Linked DNA regions of Homo sapiens: region 1 is linked to region 2. A link is a loop called in an ENCODE intact Hi-C map of the cell type or tissue named here. Cell type or tissue: endothelial cell of umbilical vein. All regions are shown on one strand.

Region 1 (8,000 bases), 220 kb before region 2:
CTTCTCCATCTGAAGGAGAGAAGGGTGTAGCCTGGGCCCTTGTGAAGGAGGCTCAGGCCCTGCCTTTGCTCCATGCTGCTCTTGGGAATGATCTCGAAGGTGTAGCTGAAGCACTGAATCACACATGGGTAGTGATGATGGATGGGCCCTAAGGCTGCAGTTCTTATGGCATAACTAGAGCTGCCTTCGCTGAAGGAAGAATGCTGTCATGTTGGGGTTTCTGGCATCGGGACAGAGAGGGGATATATCCCAGCACTTCTCTGAAAGCGAACTTCCATTCAGCCTCTGCTGGGTCAGGCATCAGTGCTGGGATGAGGAGGTGTGGCAGGGGGTGGTCCAGAGCTATCTGTAGGACAAGCCCCGCTGAGGGGCACCAGCTCTCCCTCTAGGAGGCTGAGAGTGGGTAGTGGGTGGGGGGTCCTGCCTGTCACCAACAGGAGGAGGGAGAGGAGAGAATGAAGAGGGGAGGTGGCAGATAGATGGATCTGCAAGGAAGCAAGGGGAGGAGAGAAGGGGCAGAGCTGGGGGGCAGCTGGAGGGGTGTGGGGGTGCTCCTCACAGGGGAGGGCAGGGTGGCTCCTTCCTCGTTTCCCACCTTGTAGCACTCCCCGTTCCTGGCCCAGGGCATCTGAAGCTGGAGGACCCACTTCTCACTGTCGCCGGGTCCCTTTGGACCCCAACATACTCACCCCAAACTTGCCTGGCAAACAAAGCTCGGACAGCATTGGGGTGGCCCCACTGGTGTCTCAGACAATCCAAACGGGCAAAGCCACGCCCTAGGCAATCCATGCCTAGGGCGCCTGCTCCCGCCCCTAACTGGACAGCCTTGGCTAGCTAGAAACCCCATAACCTGAGATAGCGGGGTCCCGTGTCCGCCCCAGGATTGAACCCCTGGCGACCCCAGCTAGTGGTGGGAGAAGCGCAGCCTGCTTGACTTCTGATCTGGGGGCCACTTCTGGGTCCTCCTGTCCCTTTTCCCTCCCTGAGGAACCCCTCTAGTTCTGCCAGGCTGGGTCAGGGTCTCAGGCCCCTCACTCATCCACGGATGCAAGTCTGGCCAACATAGCCAGGGTCAAAGCCAGGGCCAGGGCAGGGGCTGGAGGTGAGGGCTGTGGCGTGGACTGCATCCCGGCTGGCTGAGTGTCAGGACTTTCGAGGTGTGATGGTGACTGATCCATGCGGGGGTTATGAGTACTGGTCTTGAAACCAGAGAGACCTGGGTTCGAATCCCCGCTCTCCTACTTGGCTGTCAAACCTTGAACAAGTCACCTCACCTCTCTGTGGCAGTTTCCTCACTTGTAAAATTGGGTTGATGAGGATTAAATGCTTTAATGTACCTCAAGTGCCTAGCCCAGGACCTGGCATACAGTAGGTGCTCAATAAATGCTTATCTTTTCTCCTCTGTCTCTGTCATCCTGCACATCCCTGTGATTCATGGTTTACATATAGCTTTACACATATCACTTCCTTTGTTGCAAAGCTTCAATTTTCCCCTCCGGAGGCTGCTGCATACAGTAGGTGTGCAATAAATGCCTGCTGTAGTTGACTAAGAAACCAATTGCTGCTGTTCTGTGGGGATTTTGGCAAACCTAAGAGCTTCCATCCATGTGCCCTAGGAGGCCTGGGATGAAAGCTGTGCCAGGCTGGCCTCAGTGGTGGTAAAGCCATTGATTCCACAATTTGTCCCTTGTTTTTCCTTCTCCTCAAGTCAGCAGGACACCTGGTCCTCATTAGGGGCTAATTACTGGCCAACTGTGGGCCTGGGGTTGGGGGTGCTGCTTGGAAGACTGTGTTTGGAGGAAAAGAGCTTTCTTTTCAGGAATGAAAAAATAAGACAGAAGGCTTTTTGTTCTATGAATCAAAAATTTGGGTGAAGATCTCTGCTGGCCCCATCTCCCCCGCCGTTCCCCCTCCCCATCTTCCCTGCTCCCCACCTACACAGATGTCTGTGGAGCCTCCAGACAGGGCGCTCCCACCCACAGCTGAGATTCAAGTCTGGATTAGCTGGGAGCCTCCCCCTGCCTTGTTGCTAGCTGGGCAGAGAAACACAGGCCTGGAAAATAATGGCAACCAGCACGGCGGTAATAACCCGGCTGGCGCATCTCTGCTGGGGCTTCCCAGTTTACAAAAAACATTCACCTGGTCTCTTGACAACTTTGGGAAGCGTATGTGTTGGCCAACTGTGTCCCTGCTTCCAGATGAGGAAACTGAGGCTCTCAGTGAAAAAGGGATGCTGCGGCTCCAGCGCACACAGGCCTGGCCTTTGCTCAGCCGTAACCTAGGGCTGGAACTCTGGACCAATGCTGAGCAGCATCATGCCAGGCAGACTGGCAGAAAGTCGAGGCCCCTGTGTGCCTTTGGAACTGACCCCTGACCACCTCCCACTGTCTTGGAACAAAGGCTGCTGGACCAGCCGTGCCTGCTCCTCAACTGTCCCCTCTCCAGCTCCTCAGCAAGCTCCCCCGAGGCCCTGAAGCCTCAGTGCTGAACAGAGCTGACCTGGGCCTCTCTGGCATCCTCAGGTCTGGCTCGGGCCTTCTTCCTTCTGCCCTCCAACCTTTCCCATGACTTTGCTTGGCCAGGCATCCTTGGTGGCCATCCCTGACTGCCCCTACCTCCCTGACCACATCTCACCTTCCTCCAACAAGCCCTCCTAGCCCTCCTTCGTGCACGTCGACTTCTCTTTCAAAAGATTCCCTGGAATCCTGATCTCCGTAGCTCTCCTAGTTTCACCTGGGGCCTGCTTAGCTGGGTCAGGAGGTGTGCGTCCATGCCTCCCCAGCCAAGCATGGGACAGAGCACAGGGTGGGAGGGAGGAGGAAAGAAGGAGGCTTAGAACACACTTATAAGAAGGAAGAAGGATGTTCCCACCCAGGGGCAAAAGAAGATTCAAACTTCTCTGAAGCTACAGTGACCTGTGTTATGTGCTGCCTCCATTTCTCCAATTGTTCTTGGAGAACAAGACAACAGAGGGCCCAGTAATACTCACCTCCCTGCCAGCAGAGTTCACCCAACCATGCTGGCCAAGCACTGCTGGTCACTCCTACCTCTAGTGCTTCTTGGACTAAGAGTCCCCGCTCTGGGCAGTGGCTGTGGTTTGGCCCCACCCTTGGCCAGGGTGTTTTGCACCCTCGTTGCCTGGGCCCCACCCAAGAAGCCTGTGGCCAAAGCCAGCTTGCTGGGAAATGGTGTGTGCCTGTGCCCTAGATGGGGTGGTGCCTAAGCAGGGGTGTGCTCCTGCTGCCCAGGGCCCGCCCTCAGGGAATTGGCCCTCTGCCATGAAGGTCACAGAACCTAGGCCACTACTGTGCAAGAGGGCACGGGCTTTAGGCGCTGGCTCAGTGGCCCTGCAGTTTTCTGGCCAAGAGCTCCATGGCAGCGGGCCCTGGGCCTGGGCCTTTGACCTGGGGCCTCTGTTAGGAGTGGTCCTGATCCTGCTTCTGGCAGAGGCACACACAGGGCTCCTCCAAGTACAGGCAGCCAGGCTCAGGAGGGGAGGGAGCAGCCAGTCCCAACAATTACACAGTTCGGGAGCTGAAAAGTTATGTTTGCCACCCTCAGGAGCCAGCTGTGGAAGGGAGGCTGGTGGAGGGCTTTGCCCTGGCCTCTGAGCCACACACAAGCCGTGCTGGGAGGACAAGGGCCGGGGTGGTGAAGGACCCTCTTGGAGCCTTTGCTTTCCAGGAGCAGGCACTCGTCTTCCATATCACACTCACAAAGGCTGGTGGCTTCAGTGGCTGTGACCAGCTGGCCACAGCTGACTCCTCTGGGGTAGTGCTGTTTCTAAATATTAGTTCCTGCTGTTAACCCTTGCTGTGCTGCCCCAGTGGACAGCCGGCTGCCTGCAGACAGAGCCTCTTGGAAGTAGAGTGGACAGTCCCCACCTGGATGAAAAATTTGTGAATATATTTGCTTGAGGGCTGGGTTGGGGCTCCCAGAAGGAGGGTGAGAAATACCTGCTTAGGGCTGGGAATGAGGCTTGCAGTAGATGTCAGGGGATGTGGGTCTGAGCTGGCCACTGGGCAGGGCAGGGGAAAGAAGGTGGGGTCAGGAGCCAGGAGCCCGGTCCTGCCAAGCCTTTTTTTATGTGGCCACAGACAAGTCACTTCGCCTTTCTGTACCCCTTTCCTCATCCGTAAAATGTACAGCCACCGAGGTGCTTGGATGATGGCCTTCAACAGAAGCGCCGGAGCTTTATAAACTCTGAAGTGCCTGGTGGTTATGATGATTTTTATGCCAGGGTCCTGCTGTCTGTGACTCCCCCGAGTCCCTTGGAGGAGAGGCAAGACTGACAACCAAGAGACAGCTGGAGCAAGCTGGTGGGGCTGCTGTTAGCTCGGGCAGGATGGGCAGAGCAAGAGGCAGCTCTCAGTTGGGCAGACTGCAGGGAAGGGTCAGCTTGTCACATGCTGTTGTGGAGAGTCACTCGCTATGTCCCCAGCCTCAACAGCTTAGCCTGGCAGTGCCTGTCAGAGGAGCAGCCATGAATTAGCCAGGAGGGGGCAGTGTTACCTCAATCTTCAAGCCCAGGCCTGTGCCCACCCACCCCAGCCGGCACCCGCTCTTGCTTTGCTGCTGCTGGGTGGACAGGCGCCAGCTCCTGTTGGTCTTGAGGAGGCGAGGGTCTCTGGGGCTGGCATTTGTCCTTCCTCCGTTCTTGGCATCCAGAGCCCCAATTCACCTCTACTCCTGGACACAGGAAGGTGTGAGGGGAGTTCTACCTTGACCTGGCAGCCCGAGGCCAGCCTGAGGCATGGAGGGGATGCGGCTGAGGTCAGCGGAGGGGCTGGGAGGGAGGGTGGGAGCCATGGAGGGAGTGGGAGGGAGGAGGGGGGTGAGAAGAGCCCCCAGACCCAATGGCTTAGGCAGAGGCACGCTGTTCCGCAGAGTAGAGGGAGATGGGAAGAGAGCACTGCTTCAGAACCGGTGTCTAATGGCTCATCCTTGTAAACCTGAACAATTTCCAGGTTTTAATTTAAAGTGAAAATTGAGGCTGGGTGTGGTGGCTCAAGCCTGTAATCCATGCACTTTGGAAGGCCGAGGTGGGCAGATGACTTGAAGCCAGGAGTTCAAGACCAGTCTGGACAACATGGCGAGACCCTGTCTCTACTAAAAATACAAAAATAAGCCGAGCATGGTGGCAGGCACCTGTCATCTCAGCTACTTGGGAGGCTGAGGTGGGAGGATTGCTTGAGCCCAGGAGATGGAGGCTGCAGTGAGCTGTGATCGTACCACTACACTCCACACTCCAGCCTGGGAGACAGAGCAAGACCTTGTTTCAAAAAAAAAAAAAAGAAAAGAAAACTGAATTGAAGACCTAACTTTGGTCAGAAAGGAACAGAGGATATAATATTCTTTGGAATATTTTTAAAAGCACACATACTACTAAATATTTAGGAAACAGCCTGTGGTAAACCCCTCTAGGGATGTTCTTGATTCTGGGCCCTGAGGTCTCCTCTCCATCCCACCTGCCCCCAGGCCCTGGGCTTTGTGTCTGCCCATCATCTCAACAAGGCTGGCCTGGGCTGGCTCTCGGGAGGCTGTGGGAGCTCGGGGACCCGTCTGTCTTGTGGCAGATTAGACAGATGTCATTTTGCAGACAGTGCCATTTATCACGGCAGCTGCAAAAATTAGTGATGCTTGGTCTGTAAGTGTTGGGTGGGGGTGGGAGCTGGCAGGTGACAGCAGCCAATGCTCCCCAGTGTTACCAGGTCAGGGAACTGCAGGCCAACCTCTGAATAGGGGTTTTCTGATTTAACACTTAGCCCAGGCGAAGACCTTCTGTTGGAAAGATGAGGAAGCTGGCGCTCGGAGCCTGGAAAAAAATTTGGTCATATGACAATTATTATTATTATTTTGAGATAGGATCTTGCTCTGTTGCCCAGGCCAGAGTGCAGTGGCACAATCTTGGCTCACTGCAGTAGCTGGGACTACAGGCACACGCCACCATACCTGATTAATTTTTAAATTTTTTTGTAGAGACGTGGTCTTGCTATGTTGCCCAGGCTGGTCTCAAACTCATGGCCTCAAGTGATCCTCCCACCTGCGCCTCCCAAAGTGGGATTACAGGCCTCAGCCACCATGCCCAGCCCACGTGACAGATTAGTGGCCCATCTCTAAATAAAGGTCTAGGTCCTGTGTGTGACCAGGACCAGGGCTCAGTGGGTGACCAGGACCAGGGCTCGTCTGGGGTGAAGTGCTTTACTTCTATTAGGACTAAGTATTATTTTTGCCTTTATGGCTCAGTCTAGGACAGACCTTCAGCCTGGCCCCAGCTGTCACCAGACAGGGGCAGGATTGGGAGCTGGCCCTGGAGCTAGGACTCACTCTTGGGGTGGGTTTATGGTCCCAAGGGAAGGGGAGAAGGAGGATGGAGGGTTCAGAAGGAATATTGGGGGGGTGGTGAAGATGTTCAGATGAGAGATGGCCCCGCAATCAAAGGGATGCCGACTCCAGGGAAGATGAATGGGGCCTCCCTTGTGCCTCGGCTTGCAAAATGACAGGGTCGTTTAGCTTGGGATTGACCTTTGGTTGAAGCAGTCCCATCGCTTGACGTTGCCTTTCCTGTGGTAGTGCCCCCAGAGACGTGACCTGCAGAAGGTCAGGCACGGCCTTCCAGGTCTGGCCAACTGCTGCGTGGCCCCTTCTGAACAACTCAGGGGGTTCTCGCTTGACCTTGCAGGAAGCCCTGGTTTGATCCTTGTAGGACTTGAATCCGTATCTTTAGGTCACTAGACCCCAGAGCCTGGCACTTGATCACACACAAAGCCCCCATCCATCCATCCATTCATTCAACAAACATTTGCTAAGCTCCTGCCCTGTGCCAGGCTCTGGCTGGGTCCGGGGATACGAAGACTTGGTCTTCACCTGGAGCCCTGGCCTCCAGGAGGTCTGAGGCTGTGTCAGTGAGAGGGTGGGAATTCACCCTCTCCCGCCACGAGGAGACGTTGGAGGGTGGATGAGGCTCGCTGCCTGGCAGGAGGCCCACCTGAGGTTCCTCCCTTCTCTCTAGGGGGCAAGACAGGCCTGGCTCCATGTTGGGTTACCTCAGCCAGGGCTTGGTGCTGACATCACAGTCCCACGAGCCTCCTGGACACTGGCTGGGGTGGGGGCTGGTCTCTGTTGTTCCACTGTTGCTGGAGGGAACCCCAAGGCCAACTGCCACTCTGGTTCCCAGGACCTGGGGGGATGGTGGCCCTGGGCCAGGAGCAGAAGAGGGGCCCTGCCTGCAGGGACACATGGACACACCATCTGGAGGCACACAGGTAGGGGCTGTGCACACACACATGTCCCTTACCGCACACACGTGGAGCAAGACACACACACAAATGCACAGACCCACACCTTACTCCACACACACACACCTGGTACCACCACTGCCTTCAAACGCATGCTTCATGCTAGTCACGGGAAAAAGCAGACGCGACCCACACTTATACCACACATGCGCACAGGCCCCACGCCATGCACAGCCACACCTCTTACTCCCCCCACCCCACCCCGTCCCTCTCTCCCAGGAATCTCATCTCCTGCACAGATATGCACCCACCCAGGCTCACTGGCGCCCCCCACTGCCCTGGAGAAGTAAGTCCACAAACCATGAGATGCCGCCACATCCAGAGAGAGGTGGGATGGCTGATGGGAGGGAGGTCAGAAGAGTCCCTGCATTCCCCCAGGAGAGGGGACCGCTGGCTGCTCTCAGCCCTCCAGCCTGGGGCCTGGCCTCTGGGCGCTGTGCACGTGGTCATGAGAGGGCACTCCCATGAAGACAAGCCAGGTCCCCACTCCTGCTCCCAGCACTCAGAGATGCCCACCCTCGGGGCTGCTCAGGCACAGGAGGACTAAACAGGAGCTCCTGCCACCAGCTCCTTACAGGGTGGGGTCAGGAGCTGGTGGGAGGACACATCCCCCTGAGTCCTGGGGTCAGGGGCCGCGTGGCCTTGCTCACTGGCAGGGAGTTGCCCACCCCTGCCGTTTCTCCCGCTCCCTCTTCCTCTCAG
Region 2 (8,000 bases):
TCAGCTATTAGTGACAGTGGCCAGGGATTTGGGGAGGATTTCTGTCTCATTTCCCAGAGCTTTCAGCAAGCCTCCTCCCTTTCCACCCCTCCGCCTGCCAGGGCTGAGAATGCAAACGCATGCGCGCGCGCACACACACACACACACACACACACACACACACACACACACTGCTCCTGTGTGGCAGAAGAGAGGAAGGGAGAGAGAAATCTGGGTCAGTCTCCCAGGGAAGGCTCTGTGGCAGCTCCCCACCTTCCCCAGCAGATGCTTGGTGTTGCACGCTCAGCCGAGGTCCGAAGGCAAGGCTTGCCCGGGTCCTGCCCCAGCCTCTGCCAGAGGGGCTCTGCCTTGGGAGCCCAGGCTTGCCCTGCTTAGCCCCTCCCTGGGCCTCCCTGTCCAGGTGACCTCACTCTTGGGCCTGAGCATTTCCTCTGCCAGGCCCCAGGACTCATGGGTCATTTATGCCACACTCAGCTGATTGCATGGAGGGTGACAGAGGCTCTCCCCATCCCCCACTCGACCCTTCAGCTTCAGCCCCTGGGACTTGGGATATGAGCGGCAGAGTGGTAGGGGAGGCCCGTATCTCTGGAACTGGGGCGTGTAAGCGCACCCCCACGCAGAGAACACCCAAACACTGAGGAAGGACCCCTACTGGTGGGATTTCAGGCAGTGGGGCAGGGGCTGGGGGTCTGGGTAGGATGCCTCAGAGGTGGGAAGGGGTTTCTGAGAGAAGGGCAGATAAATACCTGAAGATGTCACTGCCATTTCAGGATACATCTTGGGTGGGGATTTAGCTAAAGCCCTGAGTGGTTAAACGGGTCCCCTAGACAGGACCAAAGTCCAGGGTGGAGTTCTACCCCACCAGTGAGCTCAGGCAGACGTTCACTGGACTGGGTGGCAGGGGGAGGTGGCAGGGTTTCCTGCCTGAACCAGGCCCTATTTAGCCAAGAAAACTGAATCATGGGGAATGACCACCGTTTAAGCCACCCAGGGATCCTGGAAGCCTCCCCACCCCCGACCACTGATAGACACCAAAGCCGCTTTCTTCTTCCGCCCTCGCACCGCACACAGTTCTAGGTGACCCAGCACATCTCTGCTTCCTTCTACCAGGGCATGGCCATGCGTGGGGAATGTTTACTGAATGCAGGAAGAGATGGTTGATTTGATTTAAGTTAGATATTAGGAAGGACTTCCAGATGCCACTGGGGCAGACTTAGCCCTGGACTGGATGTCTATGGAGGTGAGGCTGATCCTCAAAAAGCCTGTCAGGTTGGGGGTGACCCCCGGCATCCCCACCTTCCCCCAGAGGCGGAGTCCTGCCTTTCGAGTGTGGTGAAGCACCGGCTTCCTTCCTGCAGGGGCCTTGCTTGTCCCAGAGCCTCCTGCAGTGCCTGTCTTTTTCCCAGCCCAGGGAGTGTGGGTTCTGTGCGGTGGTCAGCTACTGAAATATTGCTGTCATCGTGTGCATCTGTTGGTATACACATGTGCAGTGTGTGTGCCTGCGTGTGACCAAGCTGAGGGCACATGTGCACAGGATGGCTCAGGAGTCAGTCCATCGACTTCAAAGTATTTTAAAATATAGAACCAGAGACCTTCTGGCTTCAGAAGGGGCTAAAAGGATTGATTTTTAGGTCACAGAGAGGCAGGCAGGCCTGCCTTCACCCACCAGCCCTTCATGGAGTAGAGACCCCCAGGCTGGGCATTCAGGGAAACCCAGGGCCAAGGAAGCTAGTCCTTGGCCTTGAGCTGGGGGCTGCTAAAGAGGAGTTAGAGGGGGCTGGAAAGGCTTCAAGAGAGGGTGGAGGGTATTGGCTTTGAGAGAAGGTGAGGGTGGGGTCATGTTCTCAGTTGGGGCTGGGCAGCCTGTTCCCTCTTTGAGAACCTCATAGAAAAGGGTTTCCTGCCCCCTCATCCCCAAGGGCTCCAGCCAACCCCATCCTTCCTCCCTCTGACCGCCCTTCTCTCATTCCCCACAGCCAGGCCAAGCTGTAACTTAGTGCTCAGAGGCCCCTTGGGCAGGAGCTGGGGCAGCTGAGCAGGGTGGGGTGGGGGTAGGAGCTACCAGTACCACGCCTTCCCTCTGCTAACCCTACCTGACTGGGGCTGTGCACTGGGGCCCCAGAACTGTGTAGGCCAGGGTCACACACACTCACATATGTGGGTCCTCCTGGATCAATGGGGTATGGAGCTGGAAAAGGTCTAATTCAATCTGTCAGCCAGTTATAAGTTATTGTACTGGAAGTGGCTCTTGCCTCAACCTACCTACCATCTCCTCTTGCCCCATCCAGAGGTCATGGAAGCTCCCGTTGAGGGGAGTCGGGCAGGGTGGGTGCAGGCAGCATCCTGGGCAGGAGTGGCCCATGAGGATTGGGAAAGAATCAGAGACAGCATCCTCTCCTCCAGACCATGGGCCCTGGAAGGGTCTCCAAGACTCTCTGGGTCAGCACAGCCCTTGTCCACACAGGGAAACTGAGGCCCAGCAAAGGTAGAGGGCTGGCCTGTCCCTGTGTGAGATGTGGGCCATGCTGTCTCTGTTTGCTCAGGCCCCGCTGGGAAGGGCAGGAGGGAAAAAGAAGCAGAGGGTGGGGCGATCAGTAGGGGAAAGAGGACAAGGGTCTAGGGTGCTGTGAGGCACACTTCAGGCTGTTTACCCAGCAGTGTTTGAGCCCTCGGGCCAGAGAAGGTCTTGCCTTCTGCCCTCTCAGGGATGGTGGCCCAACCCAGGAAACAGATAGTGTCTGGCGCTGAGTCTCATTGGGGGCTTCAAATGAACTGGCAAGGCACTGTCATTCCCATTTCATAGATATCCAAACTGAGACCCAAAGAGAGGCCTGCCTCTGGGAGGTCTTCCACAGCTGAATACCCTCAGCGAGGAGGCTCTGCTTGCTGCCTGAGGCAGAGCTGGGAGTAGCTCCTCTGGGAGGGTGGGCATTGGGGGCAGCTTGTCCCCAGGACTTCCCAGCCTTCCCTGTTTGTTCCCATGCTGTCCAAGAACTTCTTCTGCAAGTCTGACCACAGTCCCTCCTGCTTTAATTTCATCCCACCACTCATGCGAGATCTTGTCAATCCAAAGGTCTCTCTGTCCCTCTGCCTTCTTGGTGTGGGGTGGGTCTGGGGGCTCAGGCACTGTCCCTGCAACCTGGCTGGCTCCTGAGGGCAAGGGATGAAGCTAACCCATCCCAGCCTGCCCACCCAGGCCAGTTTGAAAATCGGCTCGCCTTTGCCCAGCATTGCAATTCTCATCACAGCCTCTGCCCATCTCATTTCTGTTAAACTCATTTGCCAGCTGAAGGCCTTCATTTTCCACTCTGTTTGCCCATAATCACCCCCTGACCCTGTCCTGTCTCCCCAAACTCTCCCTGCAGTGCCCAGCACTGTGATGAGCAGGCAGCCAGGCTCAGGCACAGCCGCAGCCCTCCATCCATCCCTCCCGCCTGTCTTGGGAAGAGGCCTGTGCTCCAGGCAGGGATCTCATCCCTGCCTCTGTGCATTCCTCTACTCCCAAACCAGACACTGGGAAAACTACAGACAGACTCTCAGCCCTTGAAGGCTACTCACCCTCCACTCTCTGCCTGTCCACCCAGGCCAGGAAGGCACTGTTCTAAACACTGTGCATGTATGAAGTCCCTTAATTCATCCACTAGCCCGAATGAATTTCTAATTGGTGGGAGTTTAAGGAGAAATGTTGACAAAGGGAAACTGAGGGAGCAAGAGGCAAACTTCTCCCTCCTCCAGGGCTCCATCCCTGCTCCCACTTGGTACAGAGAATAGAGCCCAGCTGTTGCTGCAAACCATGTCAGGCATCTGCTGAGGTCGCCTCGGGAGAGCAAGGGAGACTCTGCTCTCCCCCCAGGGCTCACCATTCTCCCATGAGATGCCTGCAAGGGTGGGGCTTCAGGCCAGGCACCCTCCCCTCCGGATCTCAGAGCACCCCTGAGAAAGTCCCTTGGCGCCGAGTATCATCACACAGACTGTGGGAGGAATCAGAAGTAATGTCCTCTGAGGCCTCGGCACCCCTCCACGTCTTACCATGGCTGAACCTCCGCCTGGCCCCCTGGACACCCTTGACTCTACTCCAGGCTGGACATGCCCGAGGGCCCATTTCTAAGCCTATTTACCATGAGCCTCAAACGAACCCTATAGAGTGAGTGGAGCTGGGACAAGGATCCCCATTTTGCCGGCAGGGAGATCGAGGCTCAGAGAGGAGAAGTAACTGTGCCAACTCCTCCTCTTCAGAATGGTCTGATGATCTCTTCCTGGAGCATAGTGTAGGGAAGGGTTTATTGCATTCTAACAAGGACTTTCACTATTTTAAACAGAAGAATGTGCAATAATGGTACGATTCCAGGCCCCGCCCCTTTCCTCTCCACCAGGAGGTCTTCTGGTTCCCAGGGTGCCCTCTGCTGGAGGAGGCTAGGCAGCTGCTCTAGGCTGGCCCCACCCCACCCCACCCCAGCCTCTCCCGCCCCACCAGCTTTCAAGGTCAGGCTGCCTGGTAATACAGTAATTGATCTGGGAGACTTCCATTATAAATCTGCCAGCTGGCCAGGTGGCACGCCCCATGGTCCATCCCATCCAGCCCCCCATGGTAATGACCACTCCTCTGTTCCTGTGTGGGAAGGTGACTGGCCACTCTTTGCTTCTCCCCATCCACTACCCCTGTAGGCAGGAGCCCAGGGACTCTGAACTCAGACAGAGGTGACATGGTTCTGAACTGACCTCACACTTCAACTGCTGTGTGGTCTCAGGCAAACTACATGCCCTCTCTGAGCCTCCATGTCCACAACTGGAACATGGTTCTGGTCAGATGGCCTTAAGGATCCACTGTGACAAAGTGGGAACCGAAAGAGTGTCCATTGTGATGAGGGCTCCCTTGAGACCTCTGCTTGAGGGTCCTTGGATGGGGGAGTCCTAGGTAGGGCATGATTGCACCTGTCTCTCTCAGCAAGTCAGGGAAGACTTCTTAGAAGAGGTGGCATTTGGGCTGGGTCTTGGAAGATGACAGGACTCCCTAAGGTTTGGGAGTGGGGACAGTGGTGCATGGTGTTCTGGGGACGGCAGGAAAGGGTCCTGTACAGAGCCATGACCAGCCCAGAGCATTAGGGTTTTTTCCTTGCAAATCTAACCCCATCAAGCCCTGCTTATACGCTTCAGTGGCTCCCATTGCCCTACGGCTGAAGTCCCAGCTCCCTGAGGAAGCTTCAGATCTAGTCCCAGCCAGCTTCTCCAGGCACCCAAGCCACTGCCCTTGCCCCCAGGGCTCCAACCTTAATGAATTTTTAAAATTCTCTACAATCTGTGACCTTTGCACCAAGCTGCTCCCTAGTTTGACTCAATGACCACAATAAAATTGAATCCTGTGACTAGATAAAATCTCCACTCCACTCTATTCCAGGGCCCACGGGCCCTTTGTGATCTGCCTGCCTCCCTTTCCCCTGCTCCTCTCCCACTCCGTCCTCGCTCAGTCTTAGCTCCTCTGTTGCCCCCCAGATCTTCACATTGCTGGTTTCATCATGTTCAGGACTCAGCTCAAGTGTACTCAACCTAAAGTAGCCTTCAGGTGACAGTCATCCTGGTTTGCCCAGAACCGAGGTGTCTCCTAGGATGCAAAACTCTTAGTGCTGAAAGCAGACATTCCCAGACAAATGGGGATGATTGGTCACCCTCATTTCTTTCCAGTCCCTACTGCCAGGCCTGCCTGCTTTCTTTTCTTCCTCTTTCTTTTGTTGGAAGTCCCAGTTTGTCAGTCTGTTATTACTTGCGGATCGGCTGCCTTCCCCTGGCCTTGAGCTGCTGGAGAACAAGCCTGCATCTGCCAGTTCAGCACTGAGTCCCCCTTGCCCAGAACCACGTGCGGTGAGAACGGTGCTCAGCACCAGCACCAGAGCATGCCTGGTCAGTGTTTGTTGAGCGAATGGGTGAAGTGTGTACACAGACTGTTTCACTGTGGACCTGGCCTCTCCTCTCCTCTCTGGGCCTCAGTTTCCCATCTGTACTACAAGGGTGGGCTTTGGGAGTCCCAGAGAGGGCTCTCCAAGCCCCAGTGCCCCCACATGCAGGAAGTGAAGAGAAGAGCTACTGCCCAGCTCGGTGTGAAGGGCTGGGCATGCGCCGGACTCCAGGGTGGGCAGGGCAGGGCGGCCCTGCTGACGGGGAAGTGTCACAGTCCTCACCTTCCTAGACATCCCGCCGTCACCTGAGGGCCATTTCTGGGCCAGGCCGTTGGTCCAGACCCCAGGTTGGGGGCATCCAGAGTGATGGTGCCGACTGCCAAGCCCCACTCCCCTCCCACCCCCGGGAAACAGATGGCCCAAGCTTGGGCGGGCGGCAGAGACGGGGACTGGCATTTGTGTGTGTGTGCGGTTTTTTAAAAATCTGACACATTTTTGTCACGTCTTGGTGCATCAGAACAGTAAAGGAGGCGGGAGTGTGAAGAATGTTTTAACTCGCAACTTTGTAACAGTTCCAGTTTCTCCGGGCCTCCTCCCCCTCCCTCAAGCCCCCGCGGCGGAGCCTCCAAGTCCATCTGTTCCCGAATCTCTACTCCCTGCCCCCCTAAATCCATCCCTCCTTCCTTCAGTTGAGGGGGAGAGATCCTCAGAGGAAGCAGCTTGGGCCCTTCAGAGGACCCTGGGCAGGGAGGCAGGGGACCTACTTCTGGGCCCGGCTTTACCCCAGGCTCGCTGTGTGACCTTGTAGAGCTCTAACCCTCTCTGGGCCCCATCTGTGTGCTCCTAGGGGTCAAGCCTATCCCCTTTGGGGTTCCTTGATTCTGATAGTCATGGGAATGTCTGGGGAGAAGAGTTGGAAATGGAGTGTGCAGGAGGGATCAAGATGGGGAGTTTGGGGATTCAGGACACCCAGAGAGAATGGCCTGAGCTGGTGAAGGGGCCACATTCATGAACACTGAGTGGGTCCCAACCTTCACTGCCCTCAGGCTTGGGGCTTGCGTTCCCCCACCCCCGGCCCCTCATCCACCTAGCCTGCCCAGGGTGGTTCTTTCAAGATGCCCCATGACTAGCTGAGGTCTGGGGCAGCTACCTGAGGTCAGGGGAGGGAGGAGGAGCCAGGCAGTACCAGGGACCCAGGCATCCCTGTCTGAGCCCTAGAAAAAGAGGCAGGATGAGTATCAAGCCTTAGAAGATTTGCTCCTCAGCTGCCATCCCTCCAGTCCCCAAGCTTGCCTGGCATTAGCTTCCATTTTATATGTCATGGAAATGCCAACTGTCCTCGAAAACCAAGAGTCCACACAGCTGGTAGGAGCTGCCCTGGGTGGGCACGGGGAGAGTTTAGGGGCATGAAGGGGCAGTGTCCTGTGGCAGCTCAGCCAAAGCGAGGGCTCAAGCCTTGCTCCCTCACTGCACAGCTCAGAGACCAGGACTGCTGGGCACCTGTGCAGTAGCTTGGGATGGGGTGGGGCTGGCAGCCAGGGTGCCACTGCCAGGGACAAAGAAACCAGCTCCTGGCTGCACTCCTGTTTTCCCCATCCCTCCACACCTAACATGGAACTCCCAAAGTCCAGGGCATGTATCATGGACAAAGCCAGAGGGACGGGGGAGGCAGAGGGTGCCTAACACACTGGGGGCAGCTTCTGAATATCACCCCACATATCTGCATCCTGGGGAGGGCCGAGGACAGGACTGGGAGTCCCTGCAGGAGGTGGTCTCGTGTGCCCAAGAGGGTGAGCTCTGGACAGGGCAGCCGAGGGAACCAACATGGCCCCCGTTGCAGCCCAAGCCCCAGACCCCAAGGCCCCTCTGAGCCGGTGCCACACGAGTCTCACCATATGGGCGCAGGGCGGCTGCGGGGGGAGGAGCTGGAGTTGCCATGAGAACCCGCACACTGGCATTTCCTCTTTTGGGGAGGCTGAACCATACTTCGCAGGCGGTGTAGGCTTCTGAATCCCATTTCTCTGTGTTTTTTAGGAAGGGAAAAAGGGCAGAGGAAGGGGGTGGAAAAAGACAAGGAGGGAGAGAGAGAGAGTCAGAGGCAGCCAGGAG

Evidence for each region. A loop is a pair of places that touch in the nucleus more often than their neighbours do. Peaks named below come from ENCODE experiments on the same cell type or tissue, not always from the same donor. Only the 100,000 strongest peaks of a DNase experiment are listed, where the experiment ranks them.
Region 1: a loop joins it to region 2, with 2.9 times the contacts of the local background. A loop is called at or near these places in 3 of 110 quality-filtered maps.

What each region holds. Positions count from the first base shown.
Region 1 is chr15:77,871,796-77,879,795 of GRCh38, reverse strand. It overlaps the pseudogene CSPG4P13. Among named protein-coding and RNA genes, the nearest start is that of TBC1D2B, 200 kb to the left of the region's middle. RefSeq lists enhancers at 371-871, 7,727-8,000. In endothelial cell of umbilical vein, a CTCF peak has its summit at 4,497 (motif pointing right); no DNase peak of the experiment used is centred here.
Region 2 is chr15:77,656,302-77,664,301 of GRCh38, reverse strand. It overlaps LINGO1-AS2 (LINGO1 antisense RNA 2), which reads right to left and starts at 4,251. Exons shown (of 3, transcript NR_120362.1): 1 at 4,137-4,251. It also overlaps a transcript of LINGO1 not described here. RefSeq lists an enhancer at 3,456-4,377. In endothelial cell of umbilical vein, a CTCF peak has its summit at 4,380 (motif pointing left); no DNase peak of the experiment used is centred here.